Regions from separate parts of the Homo sapiens genome. Here region 2 is linked to region 1. A link is a contact called in ENCODE Hi-C or POLR2A ChIA-PET data. All regions are on one chromosome and are shown on one strand. Each heading gives the region's core, a stretch centred on a gene start or an enhancer-like site at or near the end of the contact. The rest is flanking DNA. Distances are from core to core; before and after follow the strand shown.

Region 1 (6,517 bases), core at 471-2,970:
GAGGCCTCAACTAAGATGACAACTGAGACCTCTTAACCTAAACATGACCAAAGCCTAACTCCTGATATAACCACTAAAAATCATACCTGCTGCCAACTTCTCTATCTCAGTTGATGGCATTTTCATAATTTTACCAGCTACAGCAAAAACAAACCAACCTTAGGGTCATCCACGACTCTCCTCTCTTTCACCTTTCGCATCAAAAAATCCAATCACCCTACTTTAAAAAACAGAAAATTTACCAACTTCTCTCACCTCCACAGCCACACCTCTAGACCAGACACCATCAACACTACTGCAGTAGCTGCTCCCTCATGCTCACAGTCTGTTCTCAACCTGAAAGCCAGAGAGAGCATGTTAAAATCTGAGTCAGATCATCTCCCTCCTCTGCTCCAAATCTCCCACGACTTTTACCACACTCAAGACACCTCGGCCAGCCATTCCTGCCTAACTCCTTCCTCTGATACCTGTTTCCAACAAAGGTAATTAAGACCTGAGATTCCCTGAGCGCTCCAAACTCAATCCTACAAGCATTTGAGCGTACCTGTTCCTAGGTCTGATATACTTTTGCAGTACTCATCCCATTGGTCGCCAGGTGGGGACTTCTCCACATAACTCCATACAACTCATGGCCTGGATTCAGGACACTAAACTAGAAATGACCTCCATTCACTGCCCCCTGTCTCAAGTGAAGACAGTCATGTGAAGAATCCCAGGATATCATCACTATGTCTCATCAGAGAATCTGGTCAGCCTTCCTTATAAAATACATACAAAACCCAAAACCCATACATTCTCTAACCTCTGCTGCCACCACTCTGGCCCAGACCATCAACGCTCACCTGGACTATTTCAGTAGACTTCATCTTGATCTCCCCGTCTACCCTATAATCCCTAGTCTACCCACTCTGCAGCCAGAGGGAGCCTTTTAAGAACTGCGTCAGAGGACCTCCCTTCTCTGTACCAAACCTTGCATGACTCCCAGCACCCTCAGAAGAGAGGACCAGCTCCTCGGGCGGCCATTCCAGGCCTACCTCTGACCCCCTAGTCCCTGTTCTCACCAGGCACAGAGAGTTCCCGGAACTCCCCAAACTCATTCTCCTCTCCATGCATGCATTTGTACGAACTGCCCCTGCGCCTTCGAGTCCGTTCCACACCTTATGCCACTGATGAGGGGAGCGGAACCCCTCCACATAATGCGACGGAGTGAGCACCCTGAAGTGCGCGATGAGAGCGAACATCCCAGGACACACCAACCAGGCCGGGGTGCGCTTGAGGGATGCCCCCACTCACCTGAACCCGGTCCATCAGCACCGCCGCTGCCATGAGAAGCGGATGAACAGTCTGTGCCCTGTGGGCTCAGCCGAAACCCCACGCCTCCACCGCGCTGGACGCCCTCGGGCTGAGTGTAGCACTCCAAGTCTCAATCTACCCGGTGTAAAAACGCTCACAAGACTAAGGCGGCTGCTTCTGGGGGAGACAAGGACAAGAGGACGTGTGTGGAGGCCTCGGTAAGAGCCCAGCCCCGGCAGACACCTCCGCGAGAGGCCGCCCGTCCCACGACAGGGGTCATGGATTGTAACAAAAGCGCGAAGGAAGGTCCTGCAGTCTTCACTGTCTTTCTTTGCTAGGTTCCACGAGAGCCGCGTAGAAAGCCGACCCGATCTCTAGAACTCAGCCTTCACAACCAGAATGCACGGACCGGGCATAGGAAAAATACGTCACGACGGCGACGCCAGAAGTCTCGCCCCTGCAGCCCAGAGCAGCAGGAAACGCCCAGTTTCTGGGCTGTCATTGGCTGCACGCCGGCTAACAATGAGCTGGGCACAGATTTCTGGGTAACGTAGTTTGTACCCTGCATCCAACCAGGCAACGAGCGCCTTTCGGGTTCTCCCGGATGTCTGCCAAGAGGCGTCGTGCAGGGAGGGGGAGAAAAGACTGGGAAAACGATATCTCGGAGGCCACAGCTGCTTTTAAAGGGTATGCACCCTGATTTCCATGGCCACCTGGGACAATGCCACGCCACTGAAGTCGCCAGCAAGGGACCCATTCTTCAATCCTGCTTCTGAGGCCCTGGGAAACCTGCTTCACCTCTCTCAGATTTGGGGATTGAAACGTATTAATAAATTGAACGTTGTCTGTATTTCGTTTGTGGGCCTTTTTGTAAAACATTGAATGTCCTTCTAATTTTTCTAACATATAAAGAAAAGAGATGTAATTAGCTACCTTTCTGCTGGCTGTACAGGAAGCATGGTGCCCGTATCTGCTTCTGGTGAGGCCACAGGGAACTTTTATTCATGGCGAAAAGTGAAGGAGGAACTTACATGTAACATGACGAAAACATGAGCCTCTTCTAATTCATTGCTTCCCAATTTGATATGTAGTTTTACAGCATCAGCTTCACTATGAACTTAAAAAACCTGTGAATTCTTGGACCCAACCTATACCTTCTGATAAACTCTGGGGATGGGACCCTAGCTGAAGTTCAAGAACTGGAGGTCTTTTAAAGTCATTAGCCAAAAACAAAACAAAACAAAAACAAACAAAAAAAAATCAGTAAGATGAAAAACACTACAACCAACCTCATTAGGAATATGGGAAGTGAGGTAAAAAGTACTTAACACCAGGCCTGGCACATCGTGCTAAATACATACAAGCTGTTATCAGTCTTCCTCAACACAAGGTTCTCACATACACTGCTTTAGGAAGATAAATCAAAGATCCACCTTTTCAGGATCAGTGTGATTTTGAAAAAAAAAGAAAAAAGTACAATTATTCCCTCACTCATCAAATAGCATCATAGATAATAGTTATAATTTTTTTTTGAGACAGAGTTTCACTCTTGTTGCCCAGGCTTAAGTGCAATGGCACGATCTCAGCTCACTGCAACCTCTCCCTCCCAGGTTCAAGCGATTCTCCTGCCTCGGCCTCCCGAGTAGCTGGGATTACAAGCATCCGCCACCATGCCCGGCTAATTTTGTATTTTTAGTAGAGATGGGGTTTCTCCGTGTTGGTCAGGCTGGTCTCGAACTCCTGACCTCAGGTGATCCAACTGCCTCAGTCTTCCAAAGTGCTGGGATTACAGGTGGGAGCCCCTAATGGTTATAATTTTTGCACAAAAGCACACCAATATATCAATAGACTCATTTAATTGAAAAAAATCACATGCAAGAGGGTTTCATAAACTACAGGTAGGTCTATCGTCCAGAAGACACATTCTTATAGGCTGTATGATTCAAAACACAGAACTATCAAGACTAATTGCTCTTCATAATTTTTAACTCCACTGTCCACTTAAGAGTCACTGTAGTTAAAATTTTATAACCTGGTTTATTTTATGAGATGACATAGAAATAATTCATATCTTTGAGAAAAAATATATATACACACATACACACAGCATTTATATATATATACACATGTAGTTTATATACACACATACATAATTATATATATGTATAATATAAATTATCTGTCTCCACTCAAAGCCAATATAAATTTAGGTGTCAGGAACACATGGAATAACATACGGAGTCAGTTACAGATATAACTGCCAGCAGATTTCTATGCACGACAAATGCACTGGCTAAGAAAAACTGAAATAAGACTATTTGAAGCCCAAAATGAGAAATTTAATGGATAAAAATAACTGGCATAAAATAACACTTTTAAGATCCTTCTTAAGGTTGAAGGAAAGTGATCCCAGGTGATGGTCTGTGATGATAGAAGAAATGAGGATCTGAGAGAGGAGTGCATCTATGGATTAATGAGACCACTCATTATCTGTATAAAATATTAATACTGTTGGGCGCGGTGGCTCACGCCTGTAATCTCAGCACTTTGGGAGGCCAAGGCAGGCGGATCACGAGCTCAGGAGTTCGAGACCAGCCTGTCCAACATGGTGAAACCCTGTTTCTACTAAAAATACAAAAATTAGCCAGGCGTGGTGGTGGGCGCCTGTAATCCCAGCTACTCAGAAGGCTGAGGCAGGAGAATCACTTGAACCCGGGAAGCGGAGGTTGCAGTGAGCCAAGACTGTGCCACTGCACTCCAGCCTAGGCAACAGAGTGAGACTGCATCTCAAAATAAATAAATAAATAAAAATTAAAATAAAAAATAAAATAAAATATTAATACTTCTGGAAACAGAATGGTGGAATTACCATGCATATCCTCAATAGTATATAAACTCATATGGGCAAATTAACTAACATATAAGTTTCTTATATTTCTTGAGGAGAGCAAATACATTAACTCTATAATGTATTAAATAACTGTTTTAAAGCTTAAACATTAACTGAATCAGAGTATATATCTTACAAATTTAAAGAAAATGTAAATGTAAAGAAAACATTACAAAAAATAAAGTACACACAATAAGTAAGGCAAAGAAAAGCACACACACAACCAGAGGATGTATATAAACCCAAATATATCAGCTATCTCATGAAATGAGTATGGAATAAATTCTTAAATTAGCACTTAGTAAGTTTTGATGTGTTAAAAATTTCCAAAAGGCCAGGCACAGAGGCTCATGCCTATAATTCCTGCAATGTGGGAGGCTGAAGCAAGAGAACTGCTTGAGGTCAGGAATTCTATTAATAGATCAGCCTGAGCCACGTAACAAGGCCCCATCTCTACCAAAAAAAAAAAAAAAAAAAAAAAAAAAGTAATAGCAGGGTGTGGTGGCACAAGCCTGTAATCCCAGCTACTCAGGAGGCTGAGCCAGGATGATGACTTGAGCCAAGGCTGCACAGAGTTCTGATGGTGTCACAGCACTCCGGCCTGGGAGAGACAGTAAGACCGTCTCTCATAAAGAACAAAAACAAAAAACAGTAGTATGGGTACAAGAAACACTTGTAGAGTATAATATTAGAAAACTATATGAAACAGCTTTGGGAAAAATATATTTAATACAACAAAGAATTAACACATGAAAATGAAAATTTATATCAGAAAATATCAGTATTAAAGAAACGATCACTGGCCAAGTGCAGTGGCTCATGCCTGTAATCCCAGCACTTTGGCAGGTCAAGGCAGGTGAATCAGGAGTTCAAGACCAGCCTGGCCAACATGGTGAAACCCCGTCTCTACTAAAAATACAAAATTAGCTGGGCGTGGTGGCGGGCACCTGTAGTCCCAGCTACTCAGGAGGCTGAGGTGAGAGAATCGCTTGAACCCGGCAGGCGGAGGTTGCAGTGAGCCGAGAGATCACGCCATAGCACTCCAGCCTGGGCGACAAGAGCTAAACTCCATCTCAAAAACAAAAAAAAAAAGAAAGAAAGAAAGAAAGAAAACAAAAAAAGAAAGAAATGATCACCAAGAAATTATATTTTGAACTCTATGTAATGTATAATGCTGACTTGTATTACATAAAGCAACAATTTGTAAAAGGATAAAGACATAAATCTATGAATATGCTGAGCATTTTTATGTCCATTATCTCAGCAATTAGTAGAAACAATATAAAATTGTTAAAGTTCTAGTGAATTCTCATGCCAAGATTGATAATTCTGGTCTAATAAATACAAATATGGGGTGCTTATATTTAGTACAACTGAATATTTACAGAACTATCAATATAGATGACTGAAAACTATCTTCAATTCACATAGAGTGAAATAAGACACATGATGCTATCAAGATATGAATCAATAAAAGAGATACATGGAAAATATGAAAAGAAGTAAATATACTCTGTGGGAGGCTAAGCCTCAGCAGGATCTTTGGCATTTATCAAAACATAAAATACAATAACACCCTAACTCAGCAGCTAGCCTCATAGGTATGATTAAAGATTTTACATGAAAGCACACATTTGGGTTATTTCTTCAACAGTTCAGAAAAAGTGTGCCTAAAACCATAGGTAGGCATGCTGCTCAAGAGACTCGTTATTACAGGCCACAAGATTCAAATTTTTGGACTGTAGTCCCAGTTATTCGGGAGGCTGAGACAGGAGAATGGCTTGAGTCTAGGAGTTCAAAGCTGCTATGTGCTATGATCCCGCCACTGTACTCTAGCCCGAGCAACAGAGCGAGACCCTGTCTCTAAAACTAAAATTTTAAAAAGAAGATTCTAATTTTGGAAATAGCAGGACTAATTGCTCTCAGACCTAAGTGGAGAGTAGAATTCATCCCGTTTCAAGTTTGTGACTTTAGAGGACACTTCCTTATTCATCTTTCATTCACAGTAACCGAAACCTGCCTCTCTACCTCTCGTTCTCCCTTCTGGCACTCAAGGCAGGTAGATCCAATCACAAACTTGATTATGAGAGGGTCCTGCCTGAAACTAAGAGACATAAGTCAGGTCCTGTCCTCATCAAAACATCACCAGCTGGGCGTGGCGGCTCACGCCTGTAATCCCAGCACTTTGGGAGGCCGAGGCGGGCAGATCACCTGAGGTTGGGAGTTCAAGACCAGCCTGACCAACATGGAGAAACCCCGTGTCTAGAAATACAAAATTAGCCAGGCCTGGTGGCATATGCCTGTAACCCAAGCTAGTCGGGAAGCTGAGGCGGG
Region 2 (6,517 bases), core at 1,110-3,609, 760 kb after region 1:
TGAAGTATCAGGTCGCCTCTGCGAAGCAGAGTTAGTTCTGCATCTGTTGACATGTCTGTGGTTTCACTAAGTGAGAAAAGCAAGTTACCCAGTTTTATGCATACCTTTAGCCCCTTTGTGAAAAAACAAACCAAAACATGTGGATGTGGACACATCTGTACAGCATCTTCCAGCCTGGGGAAGGCTGTGGAATGAGGCTGGGTTGGTGTCTGGAGGGCATGGAGTGGGAATGAGAAGGGGGTAGAAGTTATTAATTATTTTTTCTTTCTCTTCCTTTGAATTGTTTCCCTGGGTGTAGAAACTTCATATTACCATCAACATTTTTGAAACACAATTTAATATAAAAAAAAATTCCTTGCAGATAGTGGTCTCTTTCACCCCTGTCCTGTGAGGTCAAGAACACTGGCCCATTTTGCCAGATCACAGCAGTGACCAGAGCCCACTTACCCAGTAGGCACAGAGCATGGGGCCCATGAAACCTTTAGGGGCCCATAGGAAGGTCTTAATTTCTTTTAAAATCATAAGAAAATATCTAATCCAGCCTAGATTACATTTGTCTTCCTATTAATGAAATAACAAAATGTAATTTTTAGTGCTTTAAAAAAACAATGGAGCAAGGGGCCCATGAAGGCAAAGTACCCTTAAAAATCATGCAGCGGCCCTGGAAGTGACTTGCCCAAGAGTATGGCCAGTGGCTGTTGAACCCAGTTTGGCCTTAGATCTGGATTCTTCTTCCTCTGAGCTTTTTGGCATTTCCTTCCTTTCTTCCATTTCCATTGTTTCCAAGCGGGGATTCCCTCGGGGAAAATCCTGCAACCTTGTGTCAGCTGAGCGGAAAGGGAAAAAAGGGATCTCCCATTTGTCTGGTGGTTAATTGTGGGGGCTCTGGAACCTGGATGCCTGAGGTAGCCTTGGGTGAGTCACTTAGTCTGAGACTCAGTTTCCCCATCTGTAAGATAAGGATGATGATGGTCTCTACCTCAGAGTTACTGGGACATCTATAAATGGCCAGCACTGGCTGCATACACATTCCCTGAACAAATCAACCTCTCCTTGGTCAGAACAGAGTAGGGCACAGAGACCCTTTGGGAGTCTGATCCCACTTTAAGAAGATCCTGTGGGAGGCAGAAGAAACAGCCTTCCTTTTCCCCTCCTCCACCCGGCCCCTGTCACTCCCAGGCCCCTACGCCTCCAGAGCCTTCTATGGGCAGGAAAAAGCCAGGGAACTGTGGGCAGGCAGACTAGGAGAAGCGTAGGGTGAGAAGGTAGTGGCTCTGCTAGGCTCCCTTGTCCAGGCATATAGTCTTTGGAAGAGGCACACCCAGACGCACCCACCCCTGCAGAGTCACACGCAAACATCAAGAAATACTCTAGACACAGGTGGACACACAGAGATAGGAAAGATCCAGACAGGACTGGCCCCTGGAAAGACACAGCCCTACACTCATGCCAAGAGACATGCATGGAAAGAGCAGACATAGTGGACACCCAGAGGGCACCCTCCCACAGAGACACTCATGGACAGAGATCAAGGCTGACACACCCACAACACCAAAGACAAGGACACAGGCAGTCACTCAGAGATATCACCACACATGCATAGGCAGAGACCTGGAGAGACACAGCTCCACAGAGAGACCAAGACTCTGAAGAAGTGGGACACACACACACACACGCTACCACACATGACCCACACGGACATACATGGACACATTCACATTCATTCACAGACCCAGCCTCTGGACGACACGCAGTTTCTCTCTCTGTCTCATACACACACACACACACACACACACACACACACACAAACACACACACACAATCACAATATCCAGAGACACAGCCATACCCTCAGGACGACACAATCTGTCTCACACACACATACAGACCCACACAGACACACACACAGACACATTCACAATATCCACAAAGACACAGCCTCATCCTCAGGATGATATGCACTGCCTGTCTCTCACACAGGCCACCTTCCCCCCAGGATGGCCCTCGTGTTCATGCAACTTTCCTACCTCCAACCCACTCACGCCTCTCCCTCCCTGGCCCCGGCCTCTCCTCAGCCCCTCAGCCTCCAGTCAGCCTCTCCTTAGCCCCTCAGCTTCCCCTCAGCCTCTCCTCGGCCGCTCAGCCTCTCCAGGCGCACCTCGGTCCCGGCCTGCACGCCCTCTCCTGCGCCCGCACGCCCTGGACCAGCACCCAGCCCTGCACTCCCCGTACCTGGGCCTGCACGCCGTCTCCCCGAGGCCGCGCCCTCCCCGGGGCCAGGTTCCGGCCCCCGGCACAGGTAGAGGGTGGGCGCGACCCCGCAGCCACACTCACCGGCTCGCCGCTCTGCCAGGACAATGACCGCGCCCGCTAGGCCCGCCCGACGGCAGTGCGCCTGCGCGGACTGCGCCGGACTACGCTTCCCAGAAACCCGCGCGCGCCACCTCCCCCCGGCTTTTTTCAGCCGAGCCCAGCCGAGTGGAGCCGAGCGGAGCCAACTGAGCTCCTCCATCTCACAGAGGACTCCGCGGCCAAGGAGGCTGGGGCGAGAGGGAGGATTGAGGGGGAGGAGGCAGGGAAAGGGAAGGAGAGAGAAGAGACGGAGGGAGGAAGGGTGGAAAGAAAGACGGAGGGAAAGGAGGGGCGAGGAGGAGGGACAGGAGGGAAGGGGGGAGGAGGGAGAAAAGAAGTAGGAGAGGTGGGAAGAAGGATGGAAGGGGAGGAGGGATGGGGAGGAGCGGGGAGAAGAGAGAGGATGGAGAGGGACTTGGGGAGGAGAGCTGGGGAGGAAGAAGAAGAGATGGAGAAGGAGGAGGGGTTGGAAGAAGGATGGAGGGGAAGGAGGAAGGGCTGGGGAGAGACTAAGGGAAAAGAACAGGTCAGAGAGGAGAGGAACCAACAGAAAGAAGAGGGAGCGGGTGGGAGGAGGGAGGGGCAGGGAGGCAGGAAAGGAAGAGAATGGAGACGGCAAGGAGGAGAAGGAAGAAAGGGTGGAAAGGGGGATGAGAAGGTGGAAAGGACTATAAGGAAGAAGAAAAGGGTGGGAAAAGGAGGAAAGAAAGAGGAAGTCGAGTTGGGGAGGGCAGGACAGGCTGAAGAGAGGAAAGAATGGGTAAGGAGAGGGAGGAGGGAGGAAGGAAAACAGAAAAGGACAAGGGATGGGTGGAGGCAGAGAAATGAGGGGGATAAAAGAGGCGTGTCACATCTGCTGCAGACATTTCTGCAGTCCAGCCAATGGACTGGCCTGAGGGACCATCCCAGGCAACTTTAAACCTGATAATCATGCTTATCTTTAAAGAACACTTTTTAAGCATACAGATGTGCAAAGAAGAAAATGAGCATAGGTGTAGAATAAAATGTATAGGAGACTATCGGTTTGGACTGAGTTCCTGCACTAGGCCCAACAGATCAAATCGAAATGGAGCTACTCATGCTGAAGTTCCAGGCCACCAACTCCAACTAAGTTGTTACCTGACCTCCTCTCAGGAGAGAAAGAGAGAGATAATAGCCAAGTCCCAAACAGGCCAGTTTAGCAGGCATGATAAAAGAAATCCCCTTTGCTTTAACCATGATAGGGAAAGTAACTTTGAAATGACCCATCCACTCTTGTTCTCTGTTTCTGCTTTCCTCAGCCCGTTTCTGTGTATGAAGCCATATTCCTCTGCTTGGATCACCAGAACACTAGTTCTATTTTATAGAAGGAGGTGTGGCTGGATTCTAGAATTGCAAATAAAAAACAACTAGATCTTTAAATGTCAATTCCCTATATCTTTAGATATAAGAAAAAAAGCATTAATCCTTGTTGTGAGTTTCCTTTGTTCTGACCCCTGGTCTCCACATTTTATGATTTATAAACAATCTTCACAGCCAAGCTACTTTCCAGATTAGTTGGGTAATACAGACAGGGGAGCTTACACAAGAGGAAAGGTAGGAACCAGATGCCTGGCTGAGACCCTTTTCTATAGTAAACCACAAAGCCAAGTTTAAAAACATTTGCTGAATGTCCAAGTGGCCACAAAACCATCAACAGCAGCTAGCCTTAGGTGGTGATTAATGATGTATTTAAATGAAATATTTTATTCTGAGATAAATGTGGATTTATTCACGTCAGGTTGTAAAACATAATATAGAAATCATACAGAGAGACCTATGTCTCTTAGGTAATTTCACCCAAGGGCAACATCTTGCAATATCACAAGTAGGATACTGACGTCGGTCCATTCAAGAGACAGAACATTTCCATCACAAGGATCTCTTCCGATATTTCCACAAGGATCCTTCATCTTGCCCTTTTATAGCCACACTCACTTTCCTCCAGACTCGATCATTAGTCTATCCTCCATATATACAATTGTGTCATTTCAAGAATGTTATACAAATGGAATCATACAGTATGTGAATGGTGGAATTGGCTTTTTTCATTCAGCACAATTCTCTGGAGATATATTCAAGTTGCTGTATAGAGAGAACTTAATTATCTTGCATAACAGAAACTTTATACTCGTTGAGTAACGTCTTCTCACCTCCCCCAGCCCCTGGAAACCACCATTCTAATTTCTGTTTCTATGAGGTTGACTATTTTAGATTCCACATGTAAGTGGAATCATAAAGTATTTGTCCTGTGACTGGCTTCTTTTACTTAGCATAATGTACTCAAAGTTTATCCATGTTGTCGCATATGACAGGATTTCTTTTTCTAGGGCTTAAAAATATGCCATTGTGTGTGTATGTGTCTGTGTGTGTCACTTTTTTTATCTGTCCATCTGTCAATGGACATGTACATTGTCTTCATCTCTTGGCTATTGTAAATAATGCTGTAATGAACATGGAAGTGCATTATTCATTGCAACCTCCTGGAGATCTCCTTGAGATCCTAGTTTCAATTCCTTGGCCATATACCCAGATGGGGATTGCAGGAATATATGGTAGTTCTACTTCTAATTTCTTGAGGAATCTCCAAACTGTTTTCCAAGAAGCACCACTACTTTGCATTCCCACCAACAGTAAACAAGGGTTCCAATTTCTCCACAGCCTAACACGTTATGTTTGTTTGTTTTTTTTTGAGAATAGCCATTGTAACTGGGATGAAGTAATATCTTGCTGTGGTTTTGATTTGCATTTCCCTGATAATCAGTGATGTTTGAGCATCATTTCATATACTTGTTGGCTATCTATATGTCTTCTTTGGGAAAATGTCTACTTAAGTCATTTGCCCATTTTTAAATCGGGTAATTTGTTTTTTAGTGTAATTGAGCTGAAGGAGTTCCTTATATATTTTGAATATTAACCCCTTATCAGATATATGGTTTGCAAATATTTCCTCCCAATTAGTAAGCTGCCTCTTCCCACTGGTAATTGTTTTCTTATTACAGGATTTTGTGTGAACATAACTCTTCATTTCTCTGGGATAAATGCTCAGTAATGTAATTACTAGGTCATATAGTATGTTTAGTTTTCTTCTTAACAAACTGTCAAACTGTTTTCCAGAGTGGCTGTACCATTTTACATTCCTGGCATCAATTTATGAGAGCAGTTTTTCCAAATCCTAGCCAGATACCCAGGAGTGTGATTGCTAGATCATATGGCAAGGGTATGTTTAGCTTTGTAAGAAATCACCAAACTGTTTTCCAAAGTGCATACCCACAGCAATGAATGAGAACTGCTGTCCACAATCTTGCCACCATTTGATATTGAAAGTTCTTTTTGGATTTTAGTCATTCTAATAAGTGTGTAGTCATATCTTGTTGCTTTAATTTGCAATTCCCTAATGACATATGATGGTAATATGATGGTAAGCATCTTTTTCCATGCTTATTTACCATCTGTATATCCTCTTTGCAGTTTTTGTTAGATCTTTTGCCCATTTTTCAAGTGCATTGCTTTCTTATTGTTGAGTTTTATGAGATCTTTGTATATTTTGTATGTAAGTCCTTTAGCAGCTATGTGTTTTGAAAACATGTCCTCCCAATGGTGGTTTGTCTTTTAAGTCTAACAGTATTTTTTCACAGAGAAGTTTTTGTTTGTTTTTTGTTTTGTTGTGTTTTGAGACAGAGTCTCCCTCTGTCGCTCAGGCTGAAGTGCAGTGGCACGATCTCAACTCACTGCAACCTCCACCTCCCGGGTTCAAGCGATTCTTTCACCTCAGCCTCCCGAGTAGCTGGGATTACAGGCACCTGCTACCACACCTGGCTAATTTTTTGTATTTTTAGTAGAGATAGGGTTTCACCATGTTGGCCAGGCTGGTCTCGAACTCCTGGCCTCAGGTAATCCACCCGCCTCCAGCCTCCCAAAGTTCTGGGACTACAGGTGTGAGCCACTGCACCCGGCCCACAGAGTAGTTTTTAATTTTAATGAACAACTTATAAATTTTTTTCTTTCATGTATTGTGCTTTTTTTTTCTTTTTTTAAATTATTTTGGATTGTGCTTTTCAATCTTGTATTTAAAAACTCATTGCTAAACCAAAGGTCACCTAGATTTTCTCCTGTTACTTTCTAGGAGTTTTATAATTTTGCATTT

The links. A loop is a pair of places that touch in the nucleus more often than their neighbours do. ChIA-PET counts read pairs that join two places held with the same protein, here RNA polymerase II (POLR2A). Pooled maps may share reads with other maps.
Region 2: a loop to region 1 is called in a map of CD4-positive, alpha-beta T cell, with 2.7 times the contacts of the local background. The contact joins the promoter of ZNF71-SMIM17 here to the promoter of ZNF304 in region 1. A Hi-C loop is called at or near these places in 1 of 168 maps with a recorded cell type or tissue (CD4-positive, alpha-beta T cell), 3 of 37 single-sample maps with no recorded cell type and 6 of 50 pooled maps. POLR2A ChIA-PET finds 5 or more read pairs at or near these places in 1 of 52 experiments (PC-9).

What each region holds. Positions count from the first base shown.
Region 1 is chr19:57,346,474-57,352,990 of GRCh38, reverse strand. It overlaps ZNF304 (zinc finger protein 304), which reads right to left and starts at 1,720. Exons shown (of 3, transcript NM_020657.4): 1 at 1,294-1,720. The coding sequence starts at 1,326. RefSeq lists enhancers at 1,418-1,487, 826-1,684, 1,638-1,727, 1,685-2,544.
Region 2 is chr19:56,591,144-56,597,660 of GRCh38, reverse strand. It overlaps ZNF71-SMIM17 (ZNF71-SMIM17 readthrough (NMD candidate)), which reads right to left and starts at 2,359. Exons shown (of 5, transcript NR_163263.1): 1 at 2,233-2,359. ZNF71 (zinc finger protein 71) reads right to left here and starts at 2,359. Exons shown (of 4, transcript NM_001370215.1): 1 at 2,233-2,359. RefSeq lists a silencer at 2,008-2,397.